2 separate regions of the Homo sapiens genome follow, and region 1 is linked to region 2. The links are chromatin loops, found by intact Hi-C in ENCODE. Cell type or tissue: HCT116. All regions are shown on one strand. Each heading gives the region's core, and the rest is flanking DNA. Links, peaks and the distances in the headings are about the cores only. Region 1 overlaps ATP8B3 (ATPase phospholipid transporting 8B3). Region 2 has its middle 21 kb from the start of MEX3D.

Region 1 (5,365 bases), core at 263-5,262, 250 kb after region 2:
GCAGGCACCCCAAGGGTGGTCGGGGGGTCCCCAAGGAAGGTGCCCTTACGGCTTCTTACCCCCCGACCCTGCCCCCAGCTTTGTGCTCCAAGGGGTGGCCTTAGGTCTCAAATTTGTTTATTTATTTATTTTTATTTATTTATTTTTTGAGATGGAGTCTCACTCTGTTGCCCAGGCTGGAGTGTAGTGGCGCGATCTTGGCTCACTGCAAGCTCTGCCTCCCGGGTTCAAGCGATTCTCCTGCCTCAGCCTCCCGAGTAGCTGAGACTACAGGCCTGCACCACCACATCTGGCTGATTTTGTAGTTTTAGTAGAGACAGGGTTTCACCAGGTTGGTCAGGCTGGCCTCGAACTCCTGACCTCAAATGATCTGCCCGCCTCCCAAAGCACTGGGATTACAGGCGTGAGCCATCGCGCCAGCCTGTTTATTAAGAGACAGGGGTCTCGCCCTGTCGCCCAGGCTGGAGTGCAGTGGTGCGATCACAGCTTGCTGTAGCCTCCACCTCCTGCACTCAAGCGATCCTCCTGCCTCAGGCTCCCAAAGTGCTGGGACCACAGGCACGCGCCACCATGTCTGATTTCCCTTTTGTTGTTGATGGGGCACGGGTCCAAGAGCTTGGGCTTGACACAGCAGAGGAGCTTCACGGACATTGGCAGCCTCCGACAGGCCTTGACCCTTCTTCCGGCCTCAATTTACCCATCCATTCCCTGGGGTGGCTGAGCTAAGCTGACCTGCTGAGCTCCTGGGCTCTAGGTCATTATTGTGACCGCACTTCCAGTTCAGAGTGCCCCCACATCCTGGCAGAGCAGGGGACACAGGACATCTTCCCACACACACCCCGCTGCCCTGTGCTCCATGCTGCTGGGGCCCCAGCAGAACCTGTGAGGAGCCCCCAGGCTGGACGCAGAATCCTCTGGCCCTGTAGGGTCAGGGCTGGACCAGGGGGAGGCAGCCTGGGGTGATGACAGCCCCATGTTGGCAGGGGGTGGGGCAGGAAAGGCCCCATGTGTGGGGAGCTTGTGGCTGAGTCATGAGGACACCGAAAGCTTCTGAATGACAAAGGTGCAGGGAAGACCCTCCCAGCACAGGAAACAGCATGTGCAAAGGTGCCAAGGCAGCACCTGAGAGTGGGGAAGTCACAAGCCAGAAACTGGGTCCTAGGGAGTCCCTTGGTGAGGCCAAAGAGAGACCAGGCTGGAGAGGTCAGCAGGGGACAGAAAAAGCCTCAAATCCTGGGCCGAGGAGTTCGGGCTTCCCCCACAGAGTGGGAAGCTTTGGAGCAGACGGAGCTGAGTGTGTCCTGGCAGCTGGGCCAGCTCAACCGCACGGTCGTCTTGTGCAAATGAGAAAAATACACCCTTGGCCGGGCGCGGTGGCCTACGCCTGTAATCCCAGCACTTTGAGAGGGCGAGGCGGGTGGATCACCTGAGGTCACGAGTTGGAGACCAGCCTGGCAACATGGTGAAACCCCATCTCTACTAAAAATACAAAATTGGCCGGGCGTGGTGGCGGGCGCCTGTAGTCTCAGCTACTCAGGAGGCTGAGGCAGGAGGATAGCTTAAGCCTGGGAGGCAGAGGTTGCAGTGACTCAAGATTGCACCATTGCACTCCAGCCTGGGCAACAGTGCAAGACTCCCTCTCAAAAAAGAAAAGGCAGGCTGGGCGCGATGGCTCATGTCTGTAATCCCAGCACTTTGGGAGGCCAAGGGGGCAGATCACCTGAGGTCAGGAGTTCAAGACCAGCCTGGCCCACATGGCGAAAACCCATCTCTACTAAAAATATTAAAATTAGCTGGGTGCACTGGCGTGTGCCTGTAATTCCAGCTCCTCGGGAGGCTGAGGCAGGAGAATCACTTGAACCCGGGAGGCGGAGGTTGCAGCGAGCCAAGACTGTGCCACTGCACTCCAGCCTGGGCGACAGAGCAAGACTCTGTCTCAAAGAAAAGAAAAGAAAGACAAGACAAGAAAAAGAAAAAGACGCTCTCTCTCTGGGGGCTACACTTGGGAGTTCAGCTGCCTCCCAGCCGGTGTGTGTGTGTTTTGTGTGTTGCCGGGGGAGGGTGTTTTGTACAGTGCACAACATACCTCACTGTACATAGCCATCCCAGGTACCTGCAGCCTTCCATTTCTCCGTACAGTCTCCTCCCCTGCCTCCTCCTCCTCCTGTCCCTACACACACACACACACACACACACACACACACACACACACACACACACACACACACACACACATAAGCCAGCCTTCCTGAAGGGACTCACAGCCAAGGCCTCCTCTGTGGCAAATTCCATTGCCCCCCTCCTGTGCAAGCGTTCGAAGATGACCGTGTCGGCGCCCTTGGTGTACAGGCAGATGGCGCCCTCTGGCTTTCGAACTGTGGGGGAACAGGCCCTGCTGCCCACAGAGGCTCCCCGTCTGCCCGCCCCACCTTGGGGGGCCCAGGGCTTGGGTGGCGGGGCTCACCCAGCACCGACATCCGTTTGCGCGTGCTGTTGAAGTCCATTATGGCCAGGACCTGGTAGACCCGTTCCTCCCCCAGCTCCATGATCGTGACGGTGTCCTGGGTGCGGGACAGGAACACGTAGCCGAAGTTCCGGGCTGCGGTGACCAGCGCCCCCTCGTCGGGGGAGGCCGCCTGGTACAACAGCTGGTCTGGTAGGGAGGGGGGCCATTTTGGGGTCACGTGGTGGAGCCCGTCTCCATCTCCACAGTGCAGGGAGGAGATGGGTATCGCCTGGGCTACACCTTTATTGATGGTGGCCGGGGACCCCCGCCTGTACAACCCAATGCATGGAGGTGAGCACTTGAGACTAGACGACCTTCCCGCTCAACAACAGATCCTCGGGCTCCGACCGCAGGCCTGGACATCCTTTAGCCCTGACGATGACACGTCCGCCCTCCCGCCACGATGCTTGTCAGCACTGTCTGGGCTCCAGGCCCGGACGCCCTCGAGGTGCGGCTGGTGTCACACCGGCCTCAGCGCCCCCCAAGCCAGCTGAAAGCCCTGGAAGATGGGCCGGGTGAGCTGCGGGGCTGGGGACACTGCCGTGCCCCGGGGGCTGAGCGGCCTCAGAGATGGGGAGGTGGGTGGGCGCACCTGGGCGCTCACGGGGGCTCTCCCGCACCATCACCGTGTGGCAGATGGCCAGCAGGCGCCAGAACTCCCGCACGGCCTCGTCCCCGTTGGTCCGCACGAGGTGCAGCAGGGCCGCATTGTGGAAGAGCAGCTTCCCGTCGGCGAACTTGTTCCAGAGGTAGGGGTTCTCCTGGGGGTGGCGGGGGCACGGGCCGGCTGTGGGTGGGCCGCTCCCCGTGCCCCGTCCCCCTCACCGTCCCGCGCTGCAAGCCAGGCAGGCTCACCTTAGGTCGGGTCGTGGCCTCTGAATCCGGCCCTGGGGAAAGACACAGCTTCCTGCTTCAGCTCCCACAGGCCCCCCATTCGGGATCCCATAGCCCCTGACCCCTAGTTTCAGGCTTCCGGGGGCCACTGGTGCAGCCACACAAGCCAGGCCTGTGGCCCTGGAACCGACACCCCGAGCAATCTTGGGGCGAAAGCTGACCTCAGTTTCCACCACCTGCAGAAAGCGGGGAAGAGGGGAGCACACCCATCCTGTCTCCCAGGGACCCCAAAAGGACAGCCTGGAGCCGGATGCGGCCCCGTCCCGTCTCCCAGGGACCCCAAAAGGACAGCCTGGAGCGGGATGCGGGCTAGGGACCCCAAAAGGACAGCCTGGAGCGGGATGTGGCCCCTTCCTGTCTCCCAGGGACCCCAAAAGGACAGCCTGGAGCGGGATGCAGCCCCATCCGTGGGACACACTTTGTTTCCTCCTCCTGGGGTTTTTGTTCTTTTTTATTTTTATTTATTTATTTATTTATTTATTTATTTATTTATTTATTTATTTTTGAGACAGAGTCCTGCTCTGTCGCCCAGACTGGAGTGCAGTGGCACAAGCTCAGCTCACTGCAACCTCAGCCTCCTGGGTTCAAGTGACTCTCCTGTCTCAGCCTCCCGAGTAGCTGGGATTACAAGCTCATGTCACCACGCCTGGCTCATTTTTGTATTTTTAGTAGAGATGGGGTTTCACCATGTTGGCCAGGCTGGTCTCAAACTCCTGACCTCCAGTGATCCGCCCGCCTCAGCCTCCCAAAGTGCTGGGATTACAGGCGTAGCCACCGCACCCAGCCACTTTTTATGCTTTATTGTTCTTAGAAATGGGGTCCTACTCTGTGGCCCAGGCTGCAGTGCAGTGGTGCGATCATAGCTCACTGCAGCCTCAACCTCCCGGGCTCAAGACATCTTCCCTCTTCAGCCTTCCAAGTTGCTGGGGCAACAGGTGCATGCCACCCCTTTGTGGTGTCTTTTGTGTGTGTGTGTGATGGAGTCTCTCTCTATCACCCAGGCTGCTGGAGTGCAGTGGCGTGACCTTGGCTCACTGCAACCTCCACCTCCGGGTTCAAGCAGTTCTCCTGCCTCAGCCTCCTGAGTAGCTGGGACTACAGGTGCCTGCCACCATGCCTGGCTAATTTTTGTATTTTTAGTAGAGACGGGGTTTTGTCATGTTGGCCAGGCTGCTCTCGAACTCCTGACCTCAGGTGATCCACCCGCCTCAACCTCGGGCCCATTTTTCTATAGCTGAACTTGAACCATTTCTTGGGGACTTCTCACTACACTAAATTATGACCCAGTCCAAACCACGTGCCCTGGTTATAAATTAGACCCGGGGCTGTCAAACTACACCCCACCACATCATCAATTTTTGTACGGCCTGCGAGCTAAGAATTGTTTTTGGATTTTTAATGGTCAGGAAAAAAAATGACTAGAATAATACTAATACTGTTTTGTGGCCGGGCGCGGTGGCTCACGCCTGTAATCCCAGCACTTTGGGAGGCTGAGGCAGGCAGATCACGAGGTCAGGAGATCGAGACCATCCTGGCTAACACGGTGAAACCCTGTCTCTATTAAAAATACAAAAAATTAGCCGGGCGTGGTGGCGGGCGCCTGTAGTCCCAGCTACTTGGGAGGCTGAGGCAGGAGAATGGCGTGAACCCGGGAAGTGGAGCTTGCAGTGAGCCGAGATCGCGCCACTGCACTCCAGCCTGGGCGACAGAGCGAGACTCTGTCTCAAAAAAAAAACAAAAAACAAACAAACAAACAAAACTATTTTATTTTGTGATCTGAGAAATACTCAGCAATTCGAATTTCAGCATCCACAAATAAAGGCTTGTGAAAGTCAAAAGAAGAGCAGTGGCCGGGTGTGGTGGCTCACATCTGTAATTCCAGTGCTTTGAAAAGCGGAGGCAGGCGGATCGCTTAAGCCCAGGAGTTCAAGACCAGCCTGGGCAACATAGGGATTCCCTGTCTTG
Region 2 (5,365 bases), core at 233-5,232:
ATCCTGAGTAAGATTGATGGATTGTATCCATGTGAAATCTTACTTATATGTTTTTTAGAGATGGAGTGTCCTTAATGCACCCCAGGCTGGAGTGCAATTTTGTGATCTCAGCTCACTGCAGCCTCTGGGGTTCAAGCGATTCTCCTGCCTCAGCCTCCGGAGTAGCTGGGATTACAGGCGCCCACCACCACGCCCGACTAATTTTTGTATTTTTAGTAGAGATGGGGTTCCACTATGTTGGCCAGGCTGCTGTCGAACTCCTGACCTCGTGATTCACCTGCCTTGGACTCTCAAAGTGCTGTGATTACAGGCGTGAGCCACCACACCCGTTTTTGTTTTGTTTTGTTTTGTTTTGTTTTTGTTTTGAGATGGAGTCTCACTCTGTTGCCCAGGCGAGAGTGCAGTGGTGTGTTCTAGGCTCAGTGCAACCACCGCCTCCCAGGTTCAAACGAGTCTCCTGCCTCAGCCTCCCGAGTAGCTGGGACTACAGGTGCCCGCCACCACGCCCGGCTAATTTTTTGTTGTTGTTGTATTTTTGGTAAAGAGGAGGTTCCCCATGTTGGCCAGCCTGGTCTCGCACTCCTGACCTCAGGTGATCCACCTGCCTTGGCCTCCCAAAATGCTGGGATTACAGGCATGAGCCACAGCACTCGGCCCTTCCCTCCTTTCTTTCTGAGACAGGGTCTTGTTCCGTCACCCAGACTGGAGTGCAGTAGCAGGATCACAGCTCAATGCAACCTAGAAGAATTCCTGTCGTCCTGTGCTCATGAGATCCTCCCTCCTCTTGCAACTGCATATGAATTGACAATTATTTCAATAAAATTTTCAATTAAAAAATTATGAGGGCTGGGTGCGGTGGCTCACTCCTGTAACCCCAGCACTTTGGGAGGCCGAGGCGGGCGAATCACGAGGTCAGGAGTTCGAGACCATCCTGGCTAACACGGTGAAACCCTGTCTCTACTAAAAATACAAAAACTAGCCGGGCGTGGTGGCGGGCGCCTGTAGTCCCAGCTACTCGGGAGGCTGAGGCAGGAGAATGGCGTGAACCTGGGAGGCGGAGCTTGCAGTGAGCCGATATCACGCCACTGCACTCCAGCCTGGGTGACAGAGCGAGACTCCATCTCAAAAAAAAAAAAAAAAAAAAAATTATGGTCCAGGAGCGGTGGCTCACGCCTGTAATCCCAGCACTTTGGGAGGTCAAGACGGGCAGATCACCTGAGGTCAGGAGTTCGAGACCAGCCTGGCCAACATGGTGAAACCCCGTCTCTACTAAAAATACAAAAATTAGCCGGCCATGGTGGCAGGTGCCTGTAATCCCAGCTACTTTGGAGGCTGAGGCAGGAGAATCGCTTGAACCCGTGAGGCAGAGGTTGCACTGAGCTGAGATCGCACCACTGCACTCTAGCCTAGGTGACAGAGCAAGCCTCTGTCTCAAAAAATAAAAAGAGAAAAAAAGAAAAAAGCCAAGAAAGTGGAGTCTTTTCTGCCCTTGAAAGGGTAGTGGTAAAACTCTCTGGGTGGTGTGGGGTGTCCAGGTATCTCTCTGTCGCCCCTAACACTGGGCGAGACTGGATCTGTTTTGCATAAAGGAAGAACACATTTCTGTGTCCCCTGCCAGTCATCCATGCAATCATCAATTTCGTTGTTGTTGTTGTTGTTTGAGATGGACCTTCCCTCTTGTCGCCCAGGCTGGAGTGTAGTAGCATGATCTCGGCCCACTGCAACCTTCACCTCCCGGGTTCAAGCGAGTCTCCTACCTCAGCCTCCCGAATAGCTGGGATTACAGGTGTGCGCCACCACACCCGGCTAATTTTTGTATTTTTAGTAGAGACGGGGTTTCACCATGTTGGCCAGGCTGGTCTCGAACTCCCGACCTCAGGTGATCCGCCCGCCTCGGCCTCCCAAAGTGCTGGGATTACAGGTGTGAGCCACTGCGCCCGGCCAATCAGCAAATATTTAATGAGCCCCCACTGCGTACTAGCGCTGAACTACTGGGCGAGGGTCGGCCAGCGGCAGGAAAACGGGGAAACAGGTGCGCCCGTTTGTGCGCGGGGGAAGCTCGCAGCCACGAGCGAAGGGACCTGTGTCTCCACTTTGGACAAATCTCCCGGGAATTTCCCGGGGGTTCAGAGCTCCGATGTCGGGGCGGGGAGGGGCAGGGTGTCATGTGCGGCGCTGGCCACACGGTGGCGACAGAGAACGTGCCGTTCTGGTCCAGCCTGGCGGCTGTGGGGTCGAAATGGGGAAGGAGTTGGGGTCGCGATGGAGTCGGGGAGGCAGTGGGGTAGGAGCGAGGGCCCCCTTTTTTTTGGAGACAGAGTTTCTCGTTGCTCAGGCTGGAGTGCAATGGCGTGATCTCAGCTCACCTCAACCTCCTGGGTTCAAGCGACTCTCCTGCCTCAGCCTCCAGAGTAGCTAGGATTACAGACATGCACCACCACATCCGGCTAATTTTTGTATTTTTAGTAGAGACGGCTTCGCCATGTTAGGCAGGTCTCGAACTTAGGACTTCATGTGATCCATCTACCTCGGCCTCCCAAAGCGCTGGGATGACAGGCGTGAGCCACCACGCCCAGCCGAGACAGCCTACCCACTGTGGGCTTTGGCAATAAGGCGCTCAATCAATTATAATAAACACCTATGGAATTAATTCCCGTCTGTGTTCCCCAAACCGTCCTCCCCAACCCCCACCGCCGCCCAGTAATTCAGGGACCACAAGAATGGAGGTCTCTGGCTTATAACTCTCACTGAGAAGCCTGATGCAGGAGCTCACACCTGTAATCCCGGCACTTCAGTAGGCCAAGGCAGGAGGATACTACTGAGCCTCGGTAATGTATTGTTTTTTATTTTTTTTATTTTATCATATATATATTTATTATACTCTAAGTTCTAGGGTACATGTGCATTCTCAGCAAACTATTTTTTCTTTTATTTTTATTTATTTATCTTTTTATTTTTGAGACGGAGTCTCTCTCTGCCGCCCAGGCTGGAGTGCAGTGGCGCGATCTCGGCTCACTGCAAGCTCCGCCTCCCGGGTTCACGCCATTCTCCTGCCTCAGCCTCCCGAGTAGCTGGGACTACAGGCGCCCGCCACCACGCCCAGCTAATTTTTTGTTTTAGTAGAGATGGGGTTTCACCGTCTCGAACTCCTGGCCTCATTGATCCTCCCACCTCGGCCTCTGAAAGTGCTGGGATTCTAGGCGGGAGCCACCGCGCCCCGCCAAGGCTGGGTAATTTATAAACAAAGGAGGTTCCTGGACTCACAGTTCTGCATGGCTGGGGAGGCCTCAGCAAACTTACAATCACGGTGCAGGGGGAAACAAGCGTGTCTTACCTGACTCAGGCGAAAAGAGAGGAAGGAAGAGCAGGGAAAACTGCCTTATAAAACCATCAGATCTCGTGAGATCTCACTCACTATCAGAGAGCAGCACGAGGGAACCGCCCCCATGATCCAATCACCTCCCACCTGCTCCCTCTCTCCACACGTGGGGACCATGGAGATTACAACCGAGATGAGATTTGGGTGGGGACCCAGAGCCAAACCTCCTCAGGACCTCTGTCCCCCCTCCTCTCCTCCCACTGCCTCTGGGCACGCTGGCACCCCTGCCTCCTCTTCCCTGGTTGGTCTTTGGTGAGATGTGTGTCCATTGGTCCCAGAACCTGGCGTTGCCCAGGCTGGAGTGCAGTGGGGCGATCTCGGCTCACTGCAAGCTCCGCCTCCCCGGTTCATGCCAGTCTCCTGACTCAGCCTCCCGAGTAGCTGGGACTACAGGCGCCCGCCACCACGCCCGGCTAATTTTTTGAATTTTTTAGTAGAGACGGGGTTTCGCCGTGTTAGCCAGGATGGTCTCGATCGCCTGACCTCGTGATCTGCCCGCCTTGGCCTCCCAAAGTGCTGGGATTACAGGCGTGAGCCACCACACCCGGCCCAAGACCCTGACTCTTAAAAAATAAGGCCAGGCCAGGTGGCTCACACCTATAATCACAGCATTTTGGGAGGCCAAGGCAAGTGGATCGTTTGAGCTCAGGAGTTGGAGACCAGTCTGGGAAACATGGTGAGACCTCGTCTCTATTAAAAACACAAAAAATTAGCCAGGCACAGTGGCACATGCCTGTAATTCCAGCTACTCAGGAGGCTGAAGCAGGAGAATCGCTGGAACCCAAGAGGTGGAGGTTGCAGTGAGCTGAGACTGTGCCACTGCACTCCAGCCTGGGTGACAGAGCAAGACTCTGTCTCAAGAAAAAAAAAAAAAAAAAAAAAAAAAAGGCCAGTCTCAGTGGCTCACGCCTGTGATCCCAGCACTTTGGGAGGCTGAGGTGGGTGGATCACCTGAGGTCAGGAGTTCGAAACTAGCCTGGCCAACATGGTAAAACCCCGTCTCTACTAAAAATACAAAAACTAGCCGGGCGTGGTGGCAGGTGCCTGTAATCCCAGCTACTCAGGAGGCTGAGGCAGGAGAATCGCTTTAGCCCCGGGAGGTGGAGGTTGCAGTGAGCCGTGATCAAGCCAGTGCACTCCAACCTGGGTGACAGAGCAATAACCTGTCTCAAATAAATAAATAAATAAATAAATAAATAAAATTCAAGCTTAGTAGAATAAAAAATTCAGCTTCCCAGTTGTCCTCGCATTTCAGGTGACAAATCATGCACAGCTGGTGGCTTTGTATCACACAGTGCAGATTTAGACCATTCCCATAATCGTTTTCATCATTGTAGAAAGTTCTATTGAACAACGCTGGGCTAGAACATTCTAGAAGATTCTAGAAAGCTCCAACACAGGAGCCAGCAGCCACCTGAGGGTAATTACATTTAAATTTAGACTTAAATTCTGTTGGCTGGTGAAGTCCAGCACATGCTGGTTTGGTTTTTTTTTTTTTAGGGGTGAGGTAGTTAGACTGCAGCAAAAACAGGGGCTCCCATCACAGTTCTGTGCAGGGGGTGAGTGAGACTGAAGAAACCAAAGACCATATCCCAATTCACTTTCTGAAATCATCTCCCGTTATTTTCACCTGTTCTCTGATTACTCTTTGTTCCCTGCGTGTGCCCTGTCATCCCACCTCCACACCTTTGCCATACTGTCTCCCTTTGACCCCCACATCCAACCAGCCCTGTCTAGCCTTCTGCAGCATCCCCAAGCAGAATTCACTGGGCAGAATTAATCTCTCTCTCCTCTGAACTCCTGATTCACCCATCCATCCACCCATCCCCCTTCCTGTCCACCCATCCACCCATCCATCCATCCAAGCATCCACCCACCCATCCACCCATCCAACCATCCACCCACTCATCCACCCACCCACTCATCCACCTGTTCACCCATCCACCCATCCATTCATCCATCCAACGATCCACCCACCCATCCATC

Evidence for each region. Peaks named below come from ENCODE experiments on the same cell type or tissue, not always from the same donor. Only the 100,000 strongest peaks of a DNase experiment are listed, where the experiment ranks them.
Region 1: it touches region 2 in a loop (16-fold over the local background); 19 of 110 quality-filtered maps call a loop at or near these places.

What each region holds. Positions count from the first base shown.
Region 1 is chr19:1,793,613-1,798,977 of GRCh38, forward strand. It overlaps ATP8B3 (ATPase phospholipid transporting 8B3), which reads right to left. Exons shown (of 29, transcript NM_138813.4): 15 at 3,362-3,393; 16 at 3,099-3,267; 17 at 2,465-2,653; 18 at 2,263-2,375. Among named protein-coding and RNA genes, the nearest start is that of ATP8B3, 16 kb to the right of the region's middle. RefSeq lists enhancers at 1,998-2,810, 2,218-2,512, 2,811-3,622 and a silencer at 2,218-2,512. In HCT116, for the core only: CTCF peaks have their summits at 2,402 and 2,603; DNase peaks (open chromatin) are centred at 2,309 and 2,633; H3K4me3 peaks cover 674 bases; H3K27ac peaks cover 1,300 bases.
Region 2 is chr19:1,544,186-1,549,550 of GRCh38, forward strand. No RefSeq gene overlaps it. Among named protein-coding and RNA genes, the nearest start is that of MEX3D, 21 kb to the right of the region's middle. RefSeq lists a cis regulatory region at 1,962-2,362 and a silencer at 3,322-3,522. In HCT116, for the core only: a CTCF peak has its summit at 2,186 (motif pointing right); a DNase peak (open chromatin) is centred at 2,116; H3K4me3 peaks cover 697 bases; H3K27ac peaks cover 1,092 bases.